Regions from separate parts of the Mus musculus genome. Here all the other regions are linked to region 1. A link is a contact called in ENCODE Hi-C data. All regions are on one chromosome and are shown on one strand. The core of a region is the stretch at or near the end of the contact, and the rest is flanking DNA. Distances in the headings are between cores, read along the strand shown.

Region 1 (2,843 bases), core at 139-2,638:
CCACCAGGTGGTTTCTGGGATTTGAACTCAGGACCTTGTTGGCTCTTTTGAGATAAAATCTTGTTTTATAGCATTGGCTAGCCTGGGATTCTCTTTGTAGAGGAGGTTAGCCTGAAACTCATATTCACCTGTTTCTGTCTCTCTAGAATTGGTATTAAAGGTATGTGACTCCATACCTGAGTCCAATGATCTTTGTGGTTTTTTTTGTTTGCTTGTTTGTTTTGCCTTTGGAGACAGGGTTTCTCTGCCTAGCCCTGGCTATCTTGGAACTCACTCTGAGGAGCAGGCTGGCTTTAAATTCAACAGAGATTCATATGCCTCTGCAACCATTCCTTCCCCCCTCGCCTGGCCCCCACACCTTTCTTTTTTGAGACAGTCTTTCCAAATTTCTGACAGTGATCTTAAAATTAGTGATTCCCTGCCTCAACCTCCTAAGTAGCTAGGGAGTGCAGGCACGAACCATTAAGCCAGGTTTCTTTTTCTTTCTTTCTTTCTTTCTTTCTTTCTTTCTTTCTTTCTTTCTTTCTTTCCTTTTTTTTAGGGTTCTCTGTATAGCCCTGGTTGTCCTGGAACTCACTCTGTAGACCAGGCTGGCCTCGAACTCAGAAATCCACCTTCCTCTGCCTCCCAAGTGCTGGGATTATAGGCGTGAGTCACCACTGTCGGGCCAGATTTATTTTCCCATTATCTTTATTTTTTGTGTGCATGGATGGTCATGGCTTGTGGCTAGAGGTCAAAGGATGGCTTCTAAGAGCGAGTTCTCTTTTGCCATAGGAATACTGGAGATTGAGCTCAGGTCCTAGGACTCAGGAGCCATCTTGTCATTTCAGCAGACTGGATTTAAACACTTTTCTTGTCCATTCTGAGTCTCATTCTAGCTCAGGCGGTACTGGAATTCACTCATTAGGCCAGGTTTTCTTTAACTGCAGGGATCCCCCTGCCTCAGCCTCCCACAAATGACTGTTACCAATAATTGCTTTTAAATCTTTGGATTACAAAATTACCATTTGTAAAAGGGCAAAACCCATATTTCTTGGGTTTAATCTTTTTAAAAATTTTGAGTATGAATGTTTTGCTTGCATATAGGTCAAACGGGAGCGCGACTTGGGAGTCACGGCTGTTTTAAGAGCCACCGTGTGGGTATTGGGAGTCTGGATGAATGAAAAGTGCATTTAACTGGTGAGTCATATCTCCTGCCCCTTGGTTTTCGTCTTCAGACACCCACCCACTAGTTTTCACTGTTCTTAGTATGAAACTTCATACTTTGTTCTGAAAGTTCTCTTTAAAGATTCGGCTGTTTGATGCGGAGATTACCGACGTGAGCCACCACGCAATGAAAAGAGACACTTTTCCGTCTCACACCGGTCCCATGCAGGAGTTGTAACTAGTGACCCGCTTCTCAGAAGCGCAGAAACTTCAGGGCAAGAAAACCGTAGGAAGCCGAGCTTAGAGAGAAGTCTCTGTTTCCTGGAAGACAGAGCGCACTAAGCTGGACAGAGCAGCTTCCGGCGCGGGTCGCGTTGCCGTGGAGACGGGGGAGGAGCCGCCGTCGGCGCAGGGCCGGAAACTCTGGGCTGGGGCCCTTTGCTACCACCTCTGTCTAGCGTCTGCTGAGGAGTCACCTCCCTCAGGTACGAGGCCCGGCCTAGCGCCTCCAGCTTTTGACTGGCTCGCCCTTGCGTTTTGAAGTTGGCGGAGCGCGCGTTCCTAGGAACTTTGTCCTGGAACGGCTTGGTCGGGGCTTCTGCTTTCTTCTGTAGAAGTGCAGGAGATGCTGCCTACCCACAAGGCTCTGGTCCATGCGTGGAAGTGCGAGCAGGGCGTGCGTAAGGTCGCTCGCAGTCACGGCTGCACTCGCGCTGTTTCTGCAGGGTCTATGCATCCTTCTCCCCCTGGTGGAGAGCTCCGCTGAGTGATTCTCCAGCTCGTGCTTCGCTTACTAGTCTGCGCAGATCCACGTTCGATTCAGGGGTGTGGCGGGGCGTAGGGCTCGTTGGTACACTGAGCTCAAGTGACCAAGCAAGGAGCTGAGCTCACGTTGCGTTTGTACCATGGAACCTCTTCTGGTTTAGTTCCTGAAGGTGTATCGAGGTTTGAATGAGAGTGGCACCTTTGCCACCTGTTAGCTGATGGTCTTGAGCATCAGCCTGGAAAATGACAATAAGCACCAGCTGAGGTGCCTGTTCTTAGAGTGGGTCGTTCATGAAAAGTGCTTCGGAAAAACATGTGCAACCCGTGCTGTAAATGCTGTCTTAATTGTAGTCCCTGAGCTTTAGATTGCCTGGTAATTATCAAGTAATTTGAAGTTATCATGGTTTAAAATTTAATATTAAATATTTTTAAAAAGAAAGATGATTTATTAAAGGAGCCAGAGAGATGGCTCAGCGCTTAAGAAACCCTTACTCCTTTTTGAGACAATACCAGTTGGAATCCCAGCGTTCACCACTGGTGGCTCACAACACACCTGAAATGCCAGCTCATAGGTAGACTGATTGTCTGGTGTCCTGAAGGCTTTGGGCTCCATTTCTGGCGTCTCTATAACACAAGCTAGCTCACACTGGCCTCAGAACCCAGGCTAACCTCCAATTCATGATTATTTAAAAACATTAAAAAAAAAAAGATTTATGTGTGTGGCTGTTTTGCGTGCATGGGTGTCTGGGTACCTTGTGCTTGCCTGTTGCCCTCAGAAGCCCAAATGGAGAGGTCAGACGAGGGCATTGGAACCCCAGAACTGGAGTTCCAGGTGATTGTGAGCCACCCCTGGGTCCTGGGAACTTAATCTGGGTACTTTGGAAAAGCGGTCAGCTGAATCTGATTCGTCCTCAACAGCTGAGCCATCACTT
Region 2 (2,843 bases), core at 166-2,665, about 75 Mb before region 1:
AAGCTATTCCAGTAAAGGCCTGTGCCTAGGCCAGGCTCAAACTGCACTGGACTCCTTTCCTCCTGTCACTCTAGCAGGCTTTATGCAAGGCTGAAGCCTGTTTGCCTTCCACTAATACTCCTAATAGATGTTGACAACATCAGCTGTTTGGGAGGGAAAACAGGAAGGATCAACGAGAAGTGGGATTTGGAGAGATAGTCTGCCTCTTTGTCCAAAGAGGACAGAGGGGAGCGGTGATCAAGGCAGTCGGTCCAGAGCTCCTGTGGCAGAATGAAGATGGTAATAGCTTGAAAGGAAGAGAAAAGCATGTGGTCTCTTCGTTGGGACAGGTAGCAGGGACCTAACTCAAAATGCACATTTATTTGTAGAGGATCCTCCTTATCCTGCAAAACCCCTCCCTTCCTTTGAGGCCCAGAGGACAGGCACTAGAGCAGCCAAAAGAATGTGTGTGGAGGGACAAAAAAAAAAAAAAAAAAGCCGGTCAGTGGTGGCGCATGCCTTTAGTCCCAGCACTTGGGAGGCAGAGGCAGGGGGGATTTCTGAGTTCAAGGCCAGCCTGGTCTACAGAGTGAGTTCCAGGACAGCCAAGACTATACAGAGAAACCATGTCCCGAAAAAAAACGAAAAAACAAAACAAAACAAAACAAAAGGTGTGTGGAGGGAAGAAAGAAAGAAAAAGGAAGAGAGAGCGAGAGCGAGAGAGCGCGAGAGAGCGAGCGAGAGAGCGAGAGAGCGAGAGAGCGAGAGAGCGAGAGAGAGAGAGAGAGAGAGAAAGAGAGCGAGCGAGAGAGCGAGAGAGCGAGAGCGAGAGAGAGAGAGAGAGAGAGAGAGAGAGAGAGAGGAGAGTGCAAGAGAGGCCAGTGAGCCCTGTTCTGGGAAATGTCTCCTAGCTAGGCACTTGGAGGTGATTATGATGTCACTTGTGGAATACTCAGACGCTTTCCCACCCTCAAGGTCAATGGAACTGGCCGCCCAGCCCTGGAGCCCAGATGAGCATTGGGCCAAGGGTTCTACCGAACCCTAGCGCCTTTGGGGCGGTAGCCCAGGCCAGAGGTTGCAGCCTAATGCTCAAGAGCTGAGCCTGGGTCGGGAGGAAGCCAAGTCAAGCAAACTTCCAGAGCCACGCCCAGCCACGCCCCCATCCTTCTGCCCCGCCCCTTACCAGTTCTCTCGGTTCTCTCAATTTTGCGGCCAGACCTTTCCTCAGTCCATCTTTTAACCGTTATTGTCGTCCTGACCCACATCGCTGTCAGCCCAGTTCTTCCACAGGACCCTACCTCGCAGAGTTCAACGTTGAACCTCAGCTTGGTCGAGCCCTCGGCCCAGCTGTAAGCTCCAGTCCAGCCCCTAGCTCCGCCTCATGCTTGCCCAACCCCCCGCCCGCCTCCCCCCCTCAGGTCTTCCAGCCCGGGTCTAAGCGTCAGTCGGGTTCTTCATCCGGGATCTCCAGCTCCTTCCAGTCCCTTCGTCACACCCTTAACGCCAGTACGGGCTTTTACCTTTACCTTACAGACCCAGCACTCAGTCCCATACTTAGCACCTTGCTGGTCCCTGCTTCTAGAAAACTCTAGCCCAGAGCCCCGCCCACAACAGTTGCTGGCCCCGCCCCTTCCAAATTCAAGCTCTAGCACCAGGACCGCCACGCCTTCTGGAGGTTAGCCAGGGACCAATCTTCATGAACGTATGTCCTTGCAGGTATCCTGGCTTTGCGTCTCCTTGGTGACAAGTCCCTCCTCCACTGTGTATAGTACACCCTAAAGCCCCCTAACCCCGGATCGCCAGACCCATCCCCCTCAGATCTACCCTTCAGATTTCCTCCCAATCCCTAGGCCCCACAGTGCCCTATTTTCCTGTTGAGAAAGTAAGGTGACTTACATTCGTGGTAACTCCATCCCAGTAGGAAACCTTCACGTTGCTCAAACACAGCGTCCACACTTCACTCGTATATCACACACGATGACGCCAAAAGTCTACACAGATCTAACATAAGAAGTACATGTGTGCGGGGTGGTGGTGGCGCACGCCTTTAATCCCAGCAACTCGGGAGGCAGAGGCAGGCTGATTTCTGAGTTCGAGGCCAGCCTGGTCTACAGAGAGAGTTCCAGGACAGCCAGGGCTACACAGAGAAACCCAGTCTCGAAAAACAAAAACAAAACAAAACAAAAAAGTATATGTGCAACTGTCCTATACATGCACCTCATGGGACTACACATTCGGGCAGGCCCCTGGGAGAACTGAGTATTGAGGTGACTTCTCACATGCACACTGGGTTAACCAACTCTGTACAAGACGATGTGAATGAATGAGAGCTGCTTCACAGATATCCCTCACGTCACATCTCTCAGTTTACCTCCAATCAGCTTCCAAAGCCAGAATAGGTGTACCTCAAAAAGCAGAGGATAGGCTGGCCATGGTGATGTTTGCCTTTAATCCACACACTTGCAGGTAGATCTCTGAGTTCGAGGCCAGCTTGATTTTCATCGTGAGCTCCAGGAGAGCCAAGATCAGGACTCAAAAAAAAAAAAGAGGGGGGGGGGTAGGGGAGAAAGCCGGATGTGGTGGCATGGGCCTGTGTGCCTTTGTTGGGAGGCAGAGGCAGGCAGATCTCTGAGTTTCAGGTCACCTGGGGCTGACCATGAAACCCTGTTTCAAAAATAAATAAATATAACCCCCTAGTAGTAAGGGTGGATTACTTCCTTAGAGTTGCTGGTCAGGGAAGCCTCTAGAACAATAGGGCTATTTACCACTGCTGTCAGCAACATTCCAAAACTGAATGGTAAGACCCTGTTGTTAATGATGTCATATGTGTTGGTTACAGGACTTGGGACTGAGCCAGAAGTGTC
Region 3 (2,843 bases), core at 163-2,662, about 74 Mb before region 1:
GCAGCTTTAACTGTACTCTTAAATAATATTTGTCTGTCTGTTTTTTGAGACAAGATTAATCTTAGTAGCCCTGGCTGTCCCGGAATGAACAAACCCTGTAGACCAGTCTGGCCTTGAACCCATACATTCACCTGCCTCTTCCTCCCCAGTGCTAGGATTAAAGGTGTGGCGCCACCACTGCTGAACTCTCTTTTTTTCACTTTTAATATTAAGCCTATTAATCCACTCAGTAAAGATTTATCAAGTATTTACCATATATAAGTTAATGTACTAGGTGCTAGACACAAACTTAAGTTAACACACAACTTCTATACTAAAGGGTAGGCGGGAATTAGAGAAACAGACAATTAAAATTCAATGTTGTAGCACACTGAACGTCCCAGTGTAGGGAGGAGCTCATTCCTGTGTGGTGGGGGCCGCGTCCCTCACAGCCCTCAGGCTCCGGAGTTAAGGTGTGGTAATGACTCATCATCTGATTTGTGCTAATAGAGTTATTTCTAGTTAAGTTCCCAGGAAGGGCTCTGTCCCGGGAGGAAAGCATAGATGAAGCATAGATGTTTTTTCTCTATTCTAGAGATCACTTTCCACACACTATCACAACCCCAGGGAACTAAGGAAAGCACGTGACGTATCACATGTCATTCTCAGTGTTCAGGTGAAATGAACGAGAGCTGCCTGTTTGTATTTTGCACGCTCTGAAGTGAACTCAGGGCTCCACACATACTCTGAGGGCCTGCACTATCACTGAGCTACACCCCAGTCCCTGTGGGCTTTTAATACAAGGGAAAACGACGCTACCACAAAGCAAACAAAATACCTCAGTCTCACTGGGTCAAAGCTAGTCATCATTCAGAACTGTTCAGTAATGTTCTAATTCTAACAATGTAGTGTTCCAGCACAAACTAACTCTTCAAGGATCAGCTAAATGCATGAATAAACTTACGGATCTGCTGATCACATCTCCAGCTGTTGAAGAGGGAATATTTTAAAAACTGGAGAAAAAGAACTGTTACTATTATGGATACTACTCATGGGCTCTAGAATCCTTTCCAGTAACTGTTCCAATAAATCAAAACACGGACATGTGAGCCAAAGCAGAGAAGCTGTTCATGTGCTCACTGGCTATACTGCTAGTTGACGCTTTGCGATTCTGCAGTCATGAGCTACAAGAATGACTGAGGAATTATCAGTGCAAATGAGCCCGAGGTGACTTGCCCAAACGAATGAGCAGATAAGCTACAGGAATGCAAAGTATGGAATGGACTAATTTTTCTGAATTTTAAGACCTGTATTGTTATTTGTGCACGTGTGGGTGGGCGGGCATCTGAGTGTGGTGGTACATGTATGATACACGTGTGGAGCTCAGAGGATGACTTGGAGGGGTCAGGCCTCTCAACTTCTACCAAGTGGGCTCCGGGATTAAACTCAGCCTTGGCAGCAAGCCATCTCGCTGGTCCTTACGACAGAGGTTTTTATTAGACTATTGTTAGGAAGCCGATGCACAGAAATTCAGAAAAAAAAATTAGACATGCGTTCTATGTTTTCCAAATGATCTCTAAAAACATCAAATTTTAGGCCTTTGCTTATAGGTATGGCAAGTGCTTCAACTTGGACAAGCCTAAATAAAATAGAATTTATTCCCTATGGAAGTACCTTTTCAACTTTTACTTTTTTCTTATCATTTTTTTTTTTTTTTTTTTTGGACAGGGTTTTTCTGTGTAGCCTCTGCTGTCCTGGAACTTGGTATGTAGACCAAGCTGGCCTTGAACTCAAAGGTCCACCTGCCTCTGACTCTGGAGTGCTGGGATTAAAGGTGTGCATTTCTTTGGCATTTTTCAATTGGGCTTTTTAACTATTCAGCTTCTAACTTGTTTAAGAAGGATCTCAAGTTAGTTTTCACTTATCCCACACATTTCAATTTCACCCCTTAGTCCCTGTATACAATTGTGTAGACTAAGCTTGCATTATAACATTAGGAGTAGGGTCCTGTAGAAGAGATATATAAAGAGGCACTTTGTCTCAGACTCTGGCCTGAACTTGGAAGCTCATGAACAACTGCCTCCATTGCCACCTTGGTGCTTATGGTGATTTTGGTTGACAACTGGACTACATCTGGAATGACCTAAAACCCCAAAATGGCTGGGCACACCTGTGAAGGAGTTTTGCTTAACTAAATCATCTGAAGAGGGAAGATTTACTTCTAATTATCTTTGAGGTGGGAAGACCCACCTCTAATCTGGGCCACTGCTGGCAGCCACTGGCATTAGAGCCTATTTCTTCAGGATTCCAGTGTATACTGAAGACCAGCTTTGGTATCCAGCCTCATGGATTGAACAACTACTGGGTTCTTGAATTTTTTGTTTATGTGCAGTCACTGTTGGGTTAGCTCAACTGCAGCCTGCAAGTTTGTAACCCTGACTAATACAGATTTTTGGTGCCCAAAGTGGTTCTAGAGGGGCTGGAGAGATGGCTCAGTGATTAAGAGTACTGACTGTTCTTCCAGAGGTCCTGAGTTCAATTCCCAGAAACTACATGGTGGCTCGCAAACCACCTTTGGGATCTGACAGCCTCTTTGGTGTGTCTGAAGACAGCCACAGTGTACTCATGTAAATTATATATATATATATATATATTAAAGTGGTACTAGAGCAACAGAAGTATAAGGATTAATCTTTTAAACAACTGGAATAGGCTTTCCAAATTGCCAGCATCTATAGTTGTCAAAGCCTCTCCTGTTCCTGAAGCCTCTCCTGGGACTTTGCAGAGTATGAAAGCCCATGGTGGGAACTATATTACAAAATCAAGGAGACAAATACATTCGATCATCAGGATTCACCATTTAT
Region 4 (2,843 bases), core at 163-2,662, about 66 Mb before region 1:
GCTTTACTGCAAGTCCCAGGCTGGCCTGGGCATATGAGACCCTGTCCCAAAAACCACTATTTTAAAATAATATATATCTAAGCCGGGAGGTGATGATACACACCTTTTATCCCAGCACTCGGGAGGCAGAAGGCAGGTGGATCTCTATGAGTTTGAAGCCAGTCTGGGCTACAGAGTGAGGTCCAGGACAGCCAGGGCTACACAGAGAAACCCTGTCTCAAAAAAAAAAAAAAAACAAAAAACCAAAAAACCAAAAAAACAAACCCCCAACCCCTATATATATATATATATATATATCAACAGTAATGATGAAGAAAGTAATAAAGGAGATTCATAGACATAAGAATCCTTTATTAAACTATAGTAATTAAAACAGTTAATACTAGGGCAGGAGTATAAATGATGAATAGCAGCATTAAAGGAATGTATAAAAATAGATATGAGTGGGTTGGAAAGATGGCTCAGAGGTTAAGAGCACTGACTGCTCTTCCAGAGGGCCTGAGTTCAATTCCCAGCAACCACATGGTGGCTCATAACCATCTGCAGTGGGATTTGATGCCCTCTTCTGGTGTGTCTGAAGACAGCGACAGTGTACTCACATACATATAATAAATAAAATCTTGAGAGAGAGAGAGAGAGAGAGAGAGAGAGAGAGAGAGAGAGACAGATCCATTTAACTTGCTACAACAGTAGATGAGAGATTTTACTGTATTCTCCAGGTTAGGGTGGCTAGTTTAAACTTCCTTTAAAAAATGACTACGCACAGTAGCTTAGTGGAACCTTCAGGAGGCCCTGCACTCAATCCCCAGCACAGAAAGGGAAAAAAAGAGTCATGTCTCTCGGCATTCTGATTTTAGACTCCAAGGAGTGTCTCCTCCTGCCATGCCCACGCCTTTCTCCACTGTGATGCTCTGTGCCCTGTCACACCGTTAGCCAAAATAAACCCTTCTTCACTGGGGCAGGGGTAGAGGTGGGAGTGGGGGAGTCCATAACCTAGTATCTGATAAAAGGGGCAAAGAGTGAGACCTGGGACATGAAGGCAGCTCACAGCCCAGGATCCACAGAACACAGGGAAAAGGCATAATCAAATCTAGTGAATTTCACAAACAGGTGTGAACCCTAAACTGTGCTGAAGCTCCAAGTTCCTTCTCTTCCCGCACTTGGTTGGGGGAAAACCTTGGAGCATTCCAAACATCCCCCAAGAGGTTTGTCATTTAACAAAGATTTGCTATTGCCTTAAATTAGCCTTAACCACGTGCCCCTCCTCACACAAGTCTCTCAGGCTACAGAAAAGAGAATAACATAAAATACCTAATCCTTTCACTTTACCTTCAAGAGGCAAAATAAACTGGCCTCTCCCAGTGGGGCATCAAGAAGTCGCCCACAGTGTGCTAGAGCCAAAAGAGTGAATTGACAAAGCTGCTCAGGCATGAGCAAAATGGGGCGAAATTGCATGGCAACGGCGGGCACATTATACCAAGGACAAAGGGAAGAAAAAAAAAAAAAAGAACAAAGCGCGTATACAGGAGGGAGATCTAACCCAAGGAAGGAGGCTCCTCACAACAGCCACGGTGCAACTCGATACCAACATGAATTCAGTCTCTACGAGATGATAAAAGGTGGAAGGAGATGAAAGGGGGAGGTGGGGCACGGATCTTAGGGAACGAATAAGGCAGCGTGCTACAAAACCAGATGAGAAATGGCGGGGAACTGAATAGCTGTGGTTGAAAATCCGTCACCGACTGAGCGCAAGGCTGAGGCAGCCGCCGTTCATGAGAAAGAAAAGGCCGGACACATTAATGCAATTAGGGAGACGCGAATAGACACGAGGGATGGGCACAGCCCAGCTGCAGGAGTAGACAGCCGTCACAGTGTGGATTTAGAGAGAACATACAAAGAATTTTCCTGAGATGCACAAGGAACGGCGTCTGGGAGTGAGAAGGCTGCGCTGTTGCTGCTTACCGACGGCCTCTCACGTTAATGTCAGCGTGCATTTTAGTTTCAGCACTGAAATGTAAGGATGCCAGTTCTGGGGAACATTATGGCGTTCCACCGAGAACATTTAGCTTCAACCTAATAACAAGCATTTAGATAAATCCAAATTAAGGGACATTTGAAAAACATCTGGCTTGATTCTTAGAGTGATTGATAGTACAACGTAAAAGAGAAAGCCCGACATGATGGTACATGCTTGTAATCCTGTCACCTGAGAGGCTAAAACAGGAGGACACACACACACACACACACACACACACACACACACACACACACAGAGGATAGCAAAGGATAGGAGTTGTTGAAATGAAAGGAGGTTGTAGGAAACAGAGGCAGGAAGGAGTATTAGGAGTTCCAGGCCAGCCTGAGTATGAAACTCTGTCTATACCCCACCAAAAAAACCTAAACAAACAAACAAACAAACAAAAATGCACCTCAAACACCACACACTCACACACTCACTCACACACACACACTCACTCACACACACACACTCACTCACACACACTCACACACACACACTCACTCATTCACACACACACACACACACACACACACACTCACACACTCTCTCTCTCTCACACACACACACACAGAGGCTAGGCATGGTGGTACATACCTTTAATTTCAGCATTAGGGAGATAGAGGTGGAAGGATTCTGTGAGTTGAAAGCCATCCTAATTTATGTAGCAGTGTATTCTAGACCAGGGCTTACATAGTGAGACCCTGTTTCAGAAGAGAAACAGCAGCAACAACAAAATAAGACGATGGATAGCCCTGGGCGGGATATGGATGGGGAGGAAGAGATCCAGCTATACGTGACATCATTTGGACAACTGGAGGAAGTT
Region 5 (2,843 bases), core at 228-2,727, about 32 Mb before region 1:
CGCCAGAGCAAAGAGAAGCAGGAAGACCAAGATTCAGAGATCGTGGTTGGCAGTTTCCTATTTGTGTTAGAATGTAGAAGCCACAGTATGGGGGACAGATGGCTGAGCACTTGGGTGCAGGGATGTCTACAAGACTATGAGAGACAGGGCTGAGGTCTGTGCTGCAGGCATGAAAGGGAAAGAGAGGCTGTTCTGTGGAGATTTCTTTCTGACAGCAGCTTCTTCATCACCTCCAGTGCAAGCTGGTCATTTAGAGGAAGCCAAGTGGACAGTCATTCTGGTATCAAAAGTATTGGCTCAACATATACAATCAATCCTCTAAACAAACAAAAATCACAAATCAGACAACACAAAACAATAACCAAAAGCCCAAACAAACCCGCCAATGTTGAATGCAGTCATCAAGTGACCCTGACTCTTTGCCATCTCTTCCTCGACCCCATTCCTAATGCTACTGTCTGCGCACCCCAAAGGCCCCCCACCTCCTCACAGTATGTGAAGGCATGCCATGTCCCAGACCTCACGGTAAACACTGAGGGTAAACACTGGCTTGCTTTCCAGGGCGAGTTGGAACAGCCGCACTGAAATGCCACCCACCCGTCCACGCGCTGAAGTTCCACGGAAGCCTTTCAGCTCCTGCTCTCTCCACAAAGAGCGCCGGGAAGATGGTTTCCTCTAGACTCTTCACATTTCCAAGGTCACCTGCATCTAGGGACAAGTCATAGGAGTGGCTAGGATGTTGCCAAAAGTGTCAGAGGAGGCAGCACCTGTCGGCCCCTAATCCAGGGCTGCTTGCCCTGTGCAGGAAACGTCCCTGCTGGGGTCCTTGCAGACACTCCAGCCAGGCCCTAATTAGTGCTGAGCAAGTGCTGCAGTCCCTGCCTCCTCTTGGCTGCCCATATGGCTGGACCCTGCCCCTCACCTCACGGCTGGCAGGAAAGATGAGAAGCCTGTCTGTCTCCTTTCTCTTCTTCACAGATCAACCATGCGGTACATTTCCCTCCCAGCCCAAGCCTGCACAGCCTGCCCTGTATATCCACCGGCTCAGCATTCACAGTGCCAACTAACCTTGAACTGAAAAACATTCAGAAAACAATTGCATCGCCACTCAAAGGCCCAGCCCTTTTCTTTTGGTCACGATTTCCCTAAACAATGGTAGTATACGGTGACTAGTTATGTAATGTTATATTTTACACATAACCTAGAGATGATTTAGGAGATATGAGAGGAATGACTTGTTAAAGGTAAATGGTGTGCCATTCTATAAAAGGCTGGAAAGTACATGGACTCTGATATCTACCGGAGGAGCACTGTCCTTACAGCCTGTCCCTCCCCGCCCCTGTAGTCTAAGGGACAATTGCACTCTGGAACCTAGAACCTAGGAATGTTGGAAGAGGACAGAACAGAAAATTCAGCTTCCCTCCCACGTTTTCCTGATCTAACTGTGCCTCTCGGCTTTACTGAAATTCTTAAGAGCTGTGGCTGGGCCCATCTGCCTGTTCCTTAGTGCTGTAACCCCGGTCTTTCATTCCAAGTAGATGGAGACATGGGCTTGACATTTCTGAAACCCTAGAGAGAACTATTCTTCTTCTAAGCTGTGGGCCTTGAGGATGGTGAAGGGACTGCTTGTATTTCTGTCTGGTGATAACCTCTCCCACAGGGTGGCAGCTCCAGGAAGGAGGCCACTGTAGGACTCCACAGAATGACAGACGCAGGCCCCCAGCCATGTCTTGGATCACAGGAGCCTGGGAATACAATGGGATTAGAGCCATCTTCTCTGTTTGAGTCTGGCTACAGAGGCAGGAAAAATAACCACCTGGCTCTCTTCTCTCCCGCCAATGAGATTTTAATTCCTCCCAACTCTCCTACTTCAGGCCTTGGCTCACATCGTGTCCTCTGCCTGGATTCCTGTGCCAACTGCCTCCCAGTGTGGTCTTAGCTGGCTTCCTTTTCCTCTTCCTCTCAGCTTATGTGTTTCTGCTTCTGAGAACCTTCCCTGTCCTCACTGGCCGGCTCAAAGGCAGCTCTGGGCTCTTCCACCACCACACCCCATTCTCTCTTCAGGTTTACCCCCACCACCACCACCACACTGCAGTTATGTTCTGTTACCGTAAAGTGGGGTACCCAGTAACCGTGCAGCGGACCTTTGTGGAATAAGCTCTCTAGGCAGATGGCAAGACAGTTGTACTCATAGATGAAAGGCTACGATGGAAGACAAGAGCTTTCAGGGTCAGGTAGCCTGCGTTCAAGTCTCAGCTATGACATCAGGATGTGGGAACCATAACATATGACAAAAAAAGCCTTGGTGGACTCATGCACAGACTAGGCACAGCATGCCCCAAGGGCCAACAGGAAACTACTCCTACTGGCATGGGGTCCAGAAGGGTTTTCCCAAGTCATTTTTTCAGGCTATGGAAGATGCCAGGTTGGGGGTGTGACAGATGGAAAAGAAGGGCAAAAGACGAGATGGATTAGTTTGTAATTAATTAATTGCAATAATTTACAATTATTGTAAGACTGAAAAATGGCATCTTCAACTATACATTTGAAACCCCAAGTTCTCTGAGATGCATAGAGTGCCCATCTATTTTTCATTCCTGTAACAAAATACGAGAGGCAGATTAACTTTATAAAAGAAAGGTTAGGGGAGGCAGGGCATGCCCAGACTTACAGTTCTAGAGACTGGAGTTCTAGAGGCCTCCTTTTGTAATTGTCTTCTTGTTGGTGGTCCTCCTGTAGTAAGTGCCTAAGTATCCCGTGACAGAGAGTGTAAGTGTCTATATCTACATGTCTGTCCTTATAACGCCACCATGACTCAATCACCAGGCTTCACACTGATGGCC

What was found. A loop is a pair of places that touch in the nucleus more often than their neighbours do.
Region 2: a map of T-helper 17 cell shows a loop between it and region 1 (17-fold over the local background). The contact joins the promoter of Proca1 here to the promoter of Sfi1 in region 1. A Hi-C loop is called at or near these places in 3 of 37 maps with a recorded cell type or tissue (T-helper 1 cell, T-helper 17 cell and regulatory T cell).
Region 3: a loop to region 1 is called in a map of T-helper 2 cell, with 47 times the contacts of the local background. The contact joins the enhancer-like site here to the promoter of Sfi1 in region 1. A Hi-C loop is called at or near these places in 5 of 37 maps with a recorded cell type or tissue (T-helper 1 cell, T-helper 17 cell, T-helper 2 cell and 1 more).
Region 4: a loop to region 1 is called in a map of T-helper 17 cell, with 160 times the contacts of the local background. The contact joins the enhancer-like site here to the promoter of Sfi1 in region 1. A Hi-C loop is called at or near these places in 5 of 37 maps with a recorded cell type or tissue (T-helper 1 cell, T-helper 17 cell, T-helper 2 cell and 1 more).
Region 5: a map of T-helper 2 cell shows a loop between it and region 1 (117-fold over the local background). The contact joins the enhancer-like site here to the promoter of Sfi1 in region 1. A Hi-C loop is called at or near these places in 5 of 37 maps with a recorded cell type or tissue (T-helper 1 cell, T-helper 17 cell, T-helper 2 cell and 1 more).

The regions. Positions count from the first base shown.
Region 1 is chr11:3,192,148-3,194,990 of GRCm38, reverse strand. Sfi1 (Sfi1 homolog, spindle assembly associated (yeast)) reads left to right here and starts at 1,388. Exons shown (of 33, transcript NM_030207.3): 1 at 1,388-1,631.
Region 2 is chr11:78,193,274-78,196,116 of GRCm38, reverse strand. Proca1 (protein interacting with cyclin A1) reads right to left here and starts at 1,415. Exons shown (of 4, transcript NM_001368876.1): 1 at 1,163-1,415. The coding sequence starts at 1,244.
Region 3 is chr11:77,438,841-77,441,683 of GRCm38, reverse strand. The region is part of intron 12 of Ssh2 (slingshot protein phosphatase 2); the gene reads right to left. Among named protein-coding and RNA genes, the nearest start is that of Coro6, 24 kb to the left of the region's middle. Within about 2 kb of position 1,412, at least 1 of the 3 ENCODE cell types and tissues checked has a DNase peak (open chromatin) inside an H3K27ac peak, as active enhancers do.
Region 4 is chr11:69,526,231-69,529,073 of GRCm38, reverse strand. All of the region lies in intron 4 of Dnah2 (dynein, axonemal, heavy chain 2), which reads left to right. Among named protein-coding and RNA genes, the nearest start is that of Dnah2, 21 kb to the left of the region's middle. Within about 2 kb of position 1,412, at least 1 of the 3 ENCODE cell types and tissues checked has a DNase peak (open chromatin) inside an H3K27ac peak, as active enhancers do.
Region 5 is chr11:35,303,370-35,306,212 of GRCm38, reverse strand. The region is part of intron 4 of Slit3 (slit guidance ligand 3); the gene reads right to left. It overlaps Gm46277 (a long non-coding RNA gene), which reads right to left. Exons shown (of 2, transcript XR_003949657.1): 1 at 1-2,843. Among named protein-coding and RNA genes, the nearest start is that of Gm46277, 17 kb to the right of the region's middle. Within about 2 kb of position 1,477, at least 1 of the 3 ENCODE cell types and tissues checked has a DNase peak (open chromatin) inside an H3K27ac peak, as active enhancers do.